4 separate regions of the Homo sapiens genome follow, and regions 2, 3 and 4 are each linked to region 1. Evidence: chromatin contacts called from ENCODE Hi-C or POLR2A ChIA-PET data. All regions are on one chromosome and are shown on one strand. Each heading gives the region's core, a stretch centred on a gene start or an enhancer-like site at or near the end of the contact. The rest is flanking DNA. Distances are from core to core; before and after follow the strand shown. Region 1 overlaps LOC124905959 (a long non-coding RNA gene). Region 2 overlaps STAT4 (signal transducer and activator of transcription 4). Region 3 overlaps TMEFF2 (transmembrane protein with EGF like and two follistatin like domains 2). Region 4 overlaps STAT4 (signal transducer and activator of transcription 4).

Evidence for each region. Hi-C counts contacts between places; a loop is a spot of excess contacts on that map. ChIA-PET counts read pairs that join two places held with the same protein, here RNA polymerase II (POLR2A). Pooled maps may share reads with other maps.
Region 2: a loop to region 1 is called in a pooled map, with 2.6 times the contacts of the local background. The contact joins two enhancer-like sites. A Hi-C loop is called at or near these places in 3 of 50 pooled maps. POLR2A ChIA-PET finds 5 or more read pairs at or near these places in 2 of 52 experiments (BJ and RWPE1).
Region 3: a pooled map shows a loop between it and region 1 (2.4-fold over the local background). The contact joins two enhancer-like sites. A Hi-C loop is called at or near these places in 1 of 50 pooled maps. POLR2A ChIA-PET finds 5 or more read pairs at or near these places in 2 of 52 experiments (OCI-LY7 and activated T-cell).
Region 4: a pooled map shows a loop between it and region 1 (4-fold over the local background). The contact joins two enhancer-like sites. A Hi-C loop is called at or near these places in 2 of 37 single-sample maps with no recorded cell type and 9 of 50 pooled maps. POLR2A ChIA-PET finds 5 or more read pairs at or near these places in 1 of 52 experiments (activated CD4-positive, alpha-beta T cell).

What each region holds. Positions count from the first base shown.
Region 1 is chr2:191,636,557-191,639,256 of GRCh38, reverse strand. It overlaps LOC124905959 (a long non-coding RNA gene), which reads right to left. Exons shown (of 3, transcript XR_007088692.1): 3 at 1,754-1,933. Among named protein-coding and RNA genes, the nearest start is that of NABP1, 40 kb to the left of the region's middle. Within about 2 kb of position 1,401, at least 11 of the 41 ENCODE cell types and tissues checked have a DNase peak (open chromatin) inside an H3K27ac peak, as active enhancers do.
Region 2 is chr2:191,049,423-191,052,122 of GRCh38, reverse strand. The region is part of intron 14 of STAT4 (signal transducer and activator of transcription 4); the gene reads left to right. Among named protein-coding and RNA genes, the nearest start is that of STAT4-AS1, 29 kb to the right of the region's middle. Within about 2 kb of position 1,327, at least 3 of the 41 ENCODE cell types and tissues checked have a DNase peak (open chromatin) inside an H3K27ac peak, as active enhancers do.
Region 3 is chr2:192,161,289-192,163,988 of GRCh38, reverse strand. All of the region lies in intron 4 of TMEFF2 (transmembrane protein with EGF like and two follistatin like domains 2), which reads left to right. Among named protein-coding and RNA genes, the nearest start is that of TMEFF2, 32 kb to the left of the region's middle. Within about 2 kb of position 1,353, at least 3 of the 41 ENCODE cell types and tissues checked have a DNase peak (open chromatin) inside an H3K27ac peak, as active enhancers do.
Region 4 is chr2:191,113,226-191,115,951 of GRCh38, reverse strand. The region is part of intron 3 of STAT4 (signal transducer and activator of transcription 4); the gene reads left to right. Among named protein-coding and RNA genes, the nearest start is that of STAT4, 36 kb to the left of the region's middle. Within about 2 kb of position 1,376, at least 5 of the 41 ENCODE cell types and tissues checked have a DNase peak (open chromatin) inside an H3K27ac peak, as active enhancers do.

The DNA of each region.
Region 1 (2,700 bases), core at 152-2,651:
TTTCATAGGCTTAATAATTGTACCCATGCTATTGTGGCAATAAAATGAAATAATGAATGTGGAGTGTTTAGGACAATGCCAACAAAATGTTATCTAACAACAATAGTAATTTACCAGTAAGATAATCCTAGCATGTATGGCAGTATCCTAGCATGAAGAAAACAAAAATGCCATTGAAAACTACTAAACTAAAGAGCCTTAAGTTTCATTCTTAGTAAAAGTATTTAATTCTCTCTCTGTTTCCCTCATGTAGTACTCTGGTTAACAGATCACTTATTCATTTTAAAAAGTTATGAGTAGCTACCATGTGTAAGATACATACGCATTTGTTGGTAATTAGAAACTGTATTGGGCTTTTCCTTTTATTTAGCTGTTATTTGCATATTAAAGTTTCAGGGTACTTCTCAAATGAAGGGTGATTTTAAAACCAAAGTAACACTTCTCTGTTGGGTGGGGCCTGTCCAGATAGCTCATCTTCCACATATGAGCCTTGGAAGATTCTGGGCAGACTTCTGATGGGCTGGGCAGGAGGAGCTATCCTAACCCTTGGGGCGGGGCTGTGTGGGACCACAGATTCACCAGCTGATTGCAGAAAGCCCTTGTTTTTTGAGTTATCCATGCCCCGTGGACTTGGTAAGCTTTACTCCCTGGTGTCACCAGAGTATACCAGCTACCTGGTTCCTGCTGCATGCTTGCAAATAACTTGGTTCCAGTGATTTCTCACGGAGGTGACTAAATCAATTGGTAGGCTTAGTGTTTGTGTATACAAAGACTTAGAACCTGTTTTGCGTGTGCGATTTTAGTTTCTGTGATCTTTCCAGTCATTATCGTCTACAAGCTGTTGGCCCTGAGAATTATTTACATTTTAATTAGGAGTGCTCAACCCCCTCTATGAGTAGAGTCAAGCAGCTTATTTACTTCCTACTGGCAGGCTTCTGAGGAAACAGCTTAGGCAAACTTGCTGAGCCATTGAGCCAAAATAAAGTCACTTGCAGAAGAGCAACACCATGTCCTCACTTCTTAGCTTTGCTTCTCTGCTGGGGCTTCTCATGGGGACCAAAACTGAAGTGAGCTGCTCTATGCAGCAATCAAACTACTGCCTCATTTTTTTTTTCTTCCCTTTTCTCTGGATGAAGCAAACTTTTTAATAGGTTTCATTTGCATATATAATTAGCACTCATTTTTTTAGCATAGCCAGGGAGTGAGTTTGTTCTCCACGTGCCTTTTCAGATAAGCTTATCCTTTTAATCACTTAAGCTTTTCCTTGTTTACAAAGAAATATTTTTACATACTATTCAGCCTCATTCCCCTTCTGAAACAGAGTAAACAGAAAGCAAACTTCCTTTGATGACAGACACATGACTGTCATTATGGGTTAGTCACTGAACTATGCTCTCATACCCACAAGAGCTACAGAGATGGGAGAACTTGTTTGCCCCAGCATTAAATAACCCCACAATGCTGCCTCTTGAGTTCTTGGTTCTGCCTTCATGTCTCTCCCTTCTCTGTCCAGCTGCCTGTCTCTAACTTTCTCTATTTCTAGAGAATAGAGAAAGTTATTTCTAATCTGCCAGAAACTAGGAAATCAGATAAGCCTGCTTCCTAGAACTGAGAAATCAGATAAGCCTGTTTCCTAGAACTAAATGTCTGACATAATGTTCTGTGAGAGAAGTGCATGAACTTCCATGCATACTTGGCTATTGCTTAGGATGCTTTTGGCTGCAAATAATTGAAAACGCTGATTCATCATGGCTTAAATAACAAAGAAATTTATTGCCTCCCAGAACAAGAAGACTCCAAGTAAGATACAATCCAGGAAGGGTACTACAGGCTGCATTTTACTCCTGGGGGATTCGACCAGCTCTGTCTTCTCCCACCGTTGGCTTCGTCTTCCAGCTGGTGGCAATATGGCTGCCGTGGTTCCAGGGCCACTCTAGATGCACCAATGTTCCAAAAAAGGAGAGAGAACATCAACTTCTGTGTGTCTTTTAGGAGAAGGAAACCTTTTCCAGAGGCTTGCCAGCTGACTTCCCCCAAAGAGACCAGAATTGCCCTTTCCTAAGTCAACCACTGAATAAAGGAATAGAATTCTCAAGGTTGACTTTGGCTAACTAGTATCCATCCTGGATCAAATTGAAATTCTCTTGGGAAAAAGAAGAGGAAAAGTGGACATTGGGAAGAAAGCAACGTATGTGCTAGAAATGAGAATTATTTGTCTGCTTATGATTTTATAACTGTATCTACAATGAGTTAAGACTTGGTGGAACAGATCGACTTTTAGAAAAGTGAAATATTATTTTAAAATCAAATCAAATGGTAACCAGAGATATTTAGTGAAAAACTAGCTTTGACATGAACCTAAAAATGGAGACAAAGTTTGGTGTTGCTTTCATGTGAATATTACAGCACTTGAATGATTCAACCTAGAGTTCATAGTGCATTACAAGGAAATGTACAAAGAAAGGGGCTGTTGAGAGGAAAGTGACACAGGTGACTGTGACTTCTTATGAAAGCCAGATACCCTTCAAATGTCTAAAGGCAAATATATTAAGTGACAGAAATGTCCCAAGAACAAATATTTTCTTCTTGGAGCATATTAGAAAGATCTTAAGATCTAGACCACTCTCTGGGGATAAGCAGCCATGGATATATTAGGCAAATTTGTTTGTACTTTGCTTCTTTCTTACAGCTCTGGAAAAA
Region 2 (2,700 bases), core at 78-2,577, 590 kb after region 1:
AGGGATTGTGGTCACAAATTACAGGAAAACAGGAAGCTAGAATATCGTAACCTCGTTTTCAAGTTTCAAAAAGTTGCTATTGCTTATCTGTGAGCACCTGTAGCCTGCTAAGAATGTCTTCAACAATCCTCGTGTGGCATTTACTATATACTGGACACTAAGAGCTTCACTAATACTGATTTCTGTAACTCTTGCAACAAGACTGTGAAGTAGGTACTATTAGCTTCATACTTATTTCAGTTATGGAAACTGAGGCACAGAGTGGTCACACAGCTTACTCAAGATAGTGGGGGCAGTTGATGGCAGGGCCAAGATAAAACCGTGGCAGTCTGATCCCGTGTCCCTGCTCCTGGCCCCTCTGCTATGCTGCCTCTGGGTCGCAGAACCTTCCCTGGGAGAGGCGAGCTGGTTGGCACTCCTACTGCCCCGTCACCTCACCCCATCTATCTCACAGAGTGTCTGCACCTCACCCACCTGCTCCGAAATCATGTCTGTCTCACACCATAATTTAAAATAATGCTTCCTCAGAAAATGTTGTTGACCTCTCTTGTCTACTGTGTCTCCTTTTGCACTTGTGTCGTGCCTCAGTGGCATAGTGGAGTTAGCAGTGTTGGTTTTTGCCTCTTCAGGCAATCTGAGCTTGCACAAGCCACTTAGCCTCTCTAACTCCCAATTTCCTTATCTACAAAATGGTGCTAATGTTAACCTACACTTCTAAGGGTTGTTGTGAGGACTGAATGAGCTGTGTGTGAGTCAGTGGTGGTGGGCTGTGTAGATGTTGGTGATGGCATTTACAGATCAGCCTCCTCTCGAGGGAGCAGGTGTCTACACAGATGGGAAAACTGGGCTCTAAAACGTGATACCTAACTTCAGACAACTGCTGATCTTTCTCCTTCTCTGCTCACCTGTCAAGTGCTCTGCTGGAGATGTGGTCCCTTTCAGGGGACCCTGGCACTTCCCTCTTCCAGCTCCAGTTCCTTGAAACCTCAGGTCACCATTTGTGTATGCCCCTTTATGGGATTTCATGTCTGGAATTCCTGCTACCACTCCAATGCTCTTCACCTCCATCACACACACACCCACACGCACACACACAATTTTGGGTCGCTCCATTCTACTTTTTGGTTGTAAGACTTTGTATCAGATAGTTATTAAATGATTGACAATGGACAAAGATGTCATAAATGATAGTTTCACTAAGTTGCCATTCCAGACCTCCCTAGATTTGCAGCACCCTGTGACTGTTTGAGATTACCCAAGAAGAGCTGAGCTGTCAGGACGTACAGGGGCTCCTGGCTTTAGGATTGGGTGAAAGGAAGAAGTTGCACAAGACCCATTTTCTTCCCAGAAAACCCAGAGATGCCAAAGAGGTACCTCAGGAACCCCATTTGCCCTGGGGGTTGGGGAAATGTGGAGCTCTGGCTCCCTCATGCCTGTTTCTATCAAGGCAGCTTTATTTTATATATTTACAGATGGAAACTCTGGTGGGAAGTTTACTTTCAAGAATATGTACCAAGGTCAAAAAAAAAAAACATTTGGACTCATTGGACTAGACAATCTCTGAAGTCCCTTTGACTAAGATTCTTTAATCCTCAGAAGTGCAACATAGGGTAGGAGCTTTAGATTTTTAAAAATGAATTTAACTTTAAGAATTTGCTTTGGAATTTCACAACATTCCTTGAGGAATCTGTAGACACGCTATCATAAAATCAACTTTAGCAATCACTGCCTTTCTCTCCACTCTATTCTCTCCTGGGAAGAGTCAATGTGAATAAACAATTTCATCACCTAGAAAGTGGCCAGACTTTGAGGCCATCAATCTGTTCCTGTAAAATAAACATTCCCAGGAAGCAACCTTTCCCTGGAGGTACTTATCTAGCAGGGAGCCAGCTAGAGAGTGATTATTGAAATGTGAAAACTGTTTGAATAGAGAAGCTGGAATTGCAGTTTCTCCAGTTTGCTCTTTGTCAGTGGGCTTTAACTGATAAATGACAGTTTTAGCCACAGACTGAGGTGTTAGGTAATTTTGTTTATGTGGTGGAAAGTCATGAAGCACAATGAAGCTATTAGTAAAGCCTGGGTGACTTGAGTTTCATTTAACAAAATAGCCAAACAGATGTTCTTTCAAGGTTCAGTGTTCTCAAACACAGACGCGCTACTCACACCCCAGCTAGCCCAAGCATTTGCACAGCAAGTTGATTTCTCGCTGAACTAATTTAAAGAGTTGCAACACTTTTTTGAGGGAGAAATTGTACAAAAATATTACTAAAACCTTAGACTTTGTAGAATGCAGCAGAGGGCTTTATGAGCTAAGCAGTGCTGTCATTTTACATTCCTCTCTTCTGATTCTGTGATTCTGTGATTAAAGGCTATCTCTCATGTGATTAGACCACTGTTTCCCTCTCTTCTTATTGTTTCCCAGGATCTAACCCACTGTCTAGCACATAATAGATGCTCAATAAATATTCACTAAATGAAAGGGTTATTTTAATTGTTTCTATTCCACATAGTTTTCCATGGGGGACATTACAATAAATTATGGATTGTTAAGAGATGACCAAGAAATTTGGATGAAAATCACCCTATATCCCAGTCATATTTTTCTTAGCAGAGGTTTCTGTCAAGTTAAAAGCTATTACCATTTGTTGGCCAGGCATGGTGGCTCACGCCTGTAATCCCAGCACTTTGGGAGGCCGAGGT
Region 3 (2,700 bases), core at 104-2,603, 520 kb before region 1:
AATATGGTGGCAACAAAGGTGGTGAGAAGGTGACAGATGTCCTGGGGGCCATGTCTATCCTCATTATTTCCCATTCCTTTCTATATTGTTATTGGTGTGAACAAAAATGTTACATGCCAACGCAAAGAAGGATATGGAAAAGGGAAGAAAAAGAAATAACCCCATCACGTCATTTAGCACTCGCCAAGTTCTCCATGCCCATTTAACATAAATGAATGTGTAGGTTTACTTTTAAGACATGAAAATGTGTCATAAAAAGCATTATTTTAAAAACCAAAGCCCATGCATTGAGCCTACTATATTCATCTAAAGTAATTTTCTCAGACTTTCAAGAGAGAAACAGATTGATGTACTTTTGGGGTTGTTAACTAGTGGCTTTTCAATAAAGCCTGAGTATATTGATGATTTTGTTTTTCACTTACCTTTTAAAATTTATACAATTTAAGTACCATCACTGGTATGGCAGTAAAAAATAAAATATAAAAATAGACAGCTCCATAATTTGGCCTTTAAATGGCTTCACATATTTATATTCTATGTAGGATATGTAACAGATTGTGACAACAGAATCAGATATAATCAAATTGCAGCCTTACAAATATAGCAAATATCATGAAACAGCTCCCTTCTGCTGACTCAAAGAGTGGGAGTTTCATTTCTTTCATTATATTTTTTCTGTAACAGCTTATCACTAGCAACACCTTTGGAGCATTTCTCCTTCTTTGTCAATGTAAATGTCCACACAATAGCGCTTTACCTATATTTGCCATCAATTTTCTCACATTGGATTTTCTACTCTGGAGACAACTAATTTGAGTAACTGGAAATATAAAGCCTATGGCTTCCACCTTCAGTTTCCCAGTTCACAGAGCAATATAGAAAGTCACTTCCAGATGCAGAAAGCCCAAGGCCCACCCATAGACTTTGTTCAGCCTCCGTGGTGCTCCTTAGCTTATTTCTCTAAAGCCTGCAGATTTTCATATGTGGTATTTGGGGAAAATCTTATTATCAATATATAAGCATCACTACAATTAAGCTCTGCTTGTTGTGATGTCTGAATATCAATAAGGACTCCAGTTCATCCTGAGAGTGACAGCCATTTAATTCACTCTGCCTGTCTAATCTTGGGCAAGGATTTAAAAGATGCTGTCAAATATTTGTAAACATGTCGTGCATTTTTCTTTCACAGAGATTCTTTTAAAGTGAGAAGAGTTATTTTCTGTTTTGTCTTGGATTATTGTTTGGTTTTTAAAAGCTCATTTAGCTTTTCCTCTTCTTTAATAGTAAATTGCAATTTTTTTTCCCCCTAAGACTCACAGGAGCTATCCTTCACTGTATTCATGAAGTGGGAGTAGTGCTGTACCAGTAGGGGGCGCTCATATCATACCTATTTTGTGGGTTGGCGAAAAGTAAATTTTGTAGGTTTGTGTAGTTAAGGGTGGAGCTATTTTAACTCTAAAGCCAACAAAGATTATGAGTTGGAATAGAAGTTATTTCCCCCTGTTGAAAAGTTAAACTTTGCTAAAGTTGTAAATCTTCACTATGGTACGAGTTTAAGTGGCTTTTGGTTAATGAAACTGCATGCTGTGGTTGATGTTTTCAGATAGCTTAATGTGGAGAATTTAAAACATATTAAAAGACTTTTTTCCTGATAGGTATTATCAAATTTTTTAATCCATAAATAACAGACACAGCACACTCACCCCTGATTTTAAGGGGTTTCTCATATTTGTTTCATGGCTGTAATTTCATGTAAACATGGCTGATGGTGATGTGAGTAGCAATGGACATAGAGTTCAACTTGTTTTTCTGGTAAGTGTCTCCTAAGTAAGTTTACTTTGGGGTCATTTGCCTTCTTCATTACATTGGCATCAAGTGTAGTCCCAAAGGCATCAAGATCATGATTAGCTAACTTTCACCAACATCAGTAAGGAAGCAGCCTGAGGCATCCTTCTATTCCTTTTTCTTCTTCAAGGTTGTTATGTTTGTCCTTTGAGTTGTCAGCACCCTTCAAAACGCTCTCTGTAATTTTAGAACCTTTAATATGGTGAACATCAAGCATCTCATCATGCCAAATGTAATTTTCCACACCCCCAGCATTTAATGTGTTCACAGGAAATGAAAAAAGAATCACACTTCCTCTCTTTGCTTGTTCCTTATGCTTTATCGAACACCATTTTAATGCCAGGCACAGAGTGAGAGACCAGAGATTAAAAAATAAAAGATGAACAGGGCTTATCACTGCCCACAACAAACTCATGATCTAGGCAACACATTATTTTGTGTACTGGGGAAAGGATGGCTCCAAAGCCTGTTTTCTTTAACAGAAGAAAAGGACACAGTTGTCTCCAGACTGGTCCACATGTTTAACTTTCACATCGTTCCTGACTCAAGCAAGTTGACTAATTGCTTACACTATACATCCCAAAATTGAAAGTCTTTAAATTTGGAAGTGCATTATGCCTGCCTTTAGATGGACATGGCTTATGGATTCACTTATGTCATACAATTTTCTTGCAAACTACTATGCTGTTTCAGGCCGGTGAGGTGGCTCATGCCTGTAATCCCAACACTTTGGGAGGCCGAGGAGGGCAGACCACTTGAAGTCAGGAGTTCAAGACCAGCCTGGCCAACATGGTGAAACCCTGCTAATGAAAACACAAAAATTAGCTCTGCATGGTGGTGGGTGCCTGTAATCCC
Region 4 (2,726 bases), core at 127-2,626, 520 kb after region 1:
TGGCCTTCTGTAAGTAGCCCTACTTGAATAGTCAGAAAGAGGACCTAGTATTTAGAATAAGAGTACATTTTTGGACTCTTCTCCACCTCCCAAATTGAAGTTTATTGATGAATATAATCCTGGCATAACATATACAGGAAAATACAAAATTTATTCTTCACTGTCTATGCATTGACAGAAAGTCAGTATTTCTGAGGACTGAGGTCAGGTACCAGCTGAATCACCCAGATACTTAATGTAACCTAAGATTCTCATTGGAAACAAGCTATGGTGATTTTGCTTGTGGGAGGAGCATTCGGTCCAATTGTCATAGGTGACTAAGGACCTGATGAGACACAACGGAAATGGCTGGTCAGCTTTTGCAGAATCTGATAAGATAGCATCAAGACCAAAGCAGATGTTTTCAAAACAGTAGAGTTCTCCAAGGCATTGAAGCGTGGTTGACAGGTTATGTCTTGCACAAATGAACCAGACAGAAGGACAAGTGGGTGATGGAATCCAACCCACAACCCTCTTATGAAGCTATGTCTCCTAGGGTGAGACACCAAGGTTGCTTTATTTCATTGGATCCATTCCTAACCTCCAAAGAATTATTTTCCTCTCTGAGCCTTGAACAATAGCTTTGTTCATCACCAATGAAGCAGACATCTCATGACTGCTTACATGTCTGTGTTTTCTTTTAGCTTGTGAGTTTTTGAGAACAAAGGACCAGGAATCACCTTGACAAATGGGTTCTTGGTGAATGGGTTTTTGATGAAATGACCTGGAGGTGGAATTATCTCTTTCAACTTTGGATTCCCAATACTCAGCACAGTGTGTGGCATATAGCAGACCCTCCATAAGTGTTGGTAGAATTGAAAAACAGATACTTTTTTCTGTTTATAAAAGTAACACACTTTCATACTTGTTGTAAAAAAAATCAAAATACCAAATATAGAGGGAAAAAACAAATTTACCTTTTTTATCACATAAACTAATATGCGATTCAGTACATCAGTTCTGGAAACAAAAAAATAACAATGGCAATAATGACAACACATAAAAGTCTGTGAAATTTTGCCTGCGAGGGTAGGAACATACCTTCCCACTGCTTCAACAATACATTATGTGGCTGCTGAGCTGAACTGAAAGCAGAACTCCATCCTCTTCAACGTTTGTAATTGCTGTCTCTCCACTCCAAAGGCAGCCCCCAGCTCTGCAGCCCGTAAAGAAGCATGATCTACAGCAGTAGCCCTATGGCAAGTGAAATGATTTGGTAGGAGAGCCCCAGTGCTTTGATTATAGACAAAAGTGACGTCACTTTTGATAGGAGGTGTCATGATGGTGTTGTCACTTGAAGTGACTTCATATTTCTAATAAGTGCTCAGCTGAAAAATATGCAGAGAATGGAAAACACAAGTTATGCAACTGAGAGTTGTGACTTCCTGTTAAACTTAACGGAGGAGGTGAGAATAGAACAGTAAGAAAAACGATACTGAAATGCTTATTTTTAAATATATCGTTTCTTCTTTTGCTTTCACCACTATTCTATACTGCACACAAAATGTACCACAGTATCCATTTATTATATACCATATGCATAAGGAAAATAATATTTTAGATATGCAAGGAACCTTAATAATAATATGTATGCAACAAATAACCAGCAAAATTTATTTTTAGGGACATTCTATTGATTTATGGTCTCATTACCGTGATTTTGGCAAGACTTCAGGCTATAAATTTTATGCCTTGGCCAACTTTAAAATTATTTTAGCAGTTGAGTATTGAATACTATAACACTTAAGGATTGAGCTTTTCATTACGTTCACTGAAAATTATTCCTGTCTCTACCACAATTCAGGTAGATACACTAAGTCTAAAAAGTTACCTAAGTTGTAAAACAATTATGGCCCAGATTAAATTATAACAGCAGCTTCCTGTATATCACATCTTAGATCAGACCACAGTTTTCTTCAGAAACAATGTATTTTAAACATCAGATTTGATCAGCCATAAACTCTAGGGGAACCTCCTGTCTGTGGTGGTTGAGCAGAAGGGAGAGGCATATCAAAAATGATACATATGAAAACATGTTCTTTATATAAATCACTTTCTCTATTTCTGTAACATTTCTGTAATGTTCTCTGCTACTCTTGGGAGTACTCCCTGTACAAAAAGTGTACTTTTAAAAAATAAGGAATTTTCACAGATTTTCTTTATACTGGTTTCCGTAATTATTTTTTCTCTATCCTATTTCCCTGCTCCTTTTGATGAAACTCCAACTCGGAACACTCTCTAAATTTCATCTTTAACCTTTTTAATCTTTCTTCCGCATGATGACAAAAGACAAATTTGGCCCTAATGGTACCTAATTGCCTTCTTACATCTCCCTGTGAAGCCAAAAGTTTCCTTGAATCTCTTAAACCAATTCAGCCTTCTTCAAGTTTGACTACCTTGTATAAGTTTCTGAGCATATTTATATCCAATGCTGTTTCATTCTGTCAAATTCAGCACTTTTCCTTCTCTTCAATCCAATAAATTTGAAAAAGTGCTTTCTCCTGTGTCCCAAGCTCTGAACTATAACCCTGTTGGAGCTCTCAAGATCAAAGGAACAACTGTAATATAGGTACTAAGAGACAAGTTCAGATGCAAAGAAGGAAAAAATAGGAGAGATAATGCTTGTTCGGTGTGATTACTCACAGCAGTGAGATCAGTGCCTGGCAATAATTGCTGTTCAGTACAAA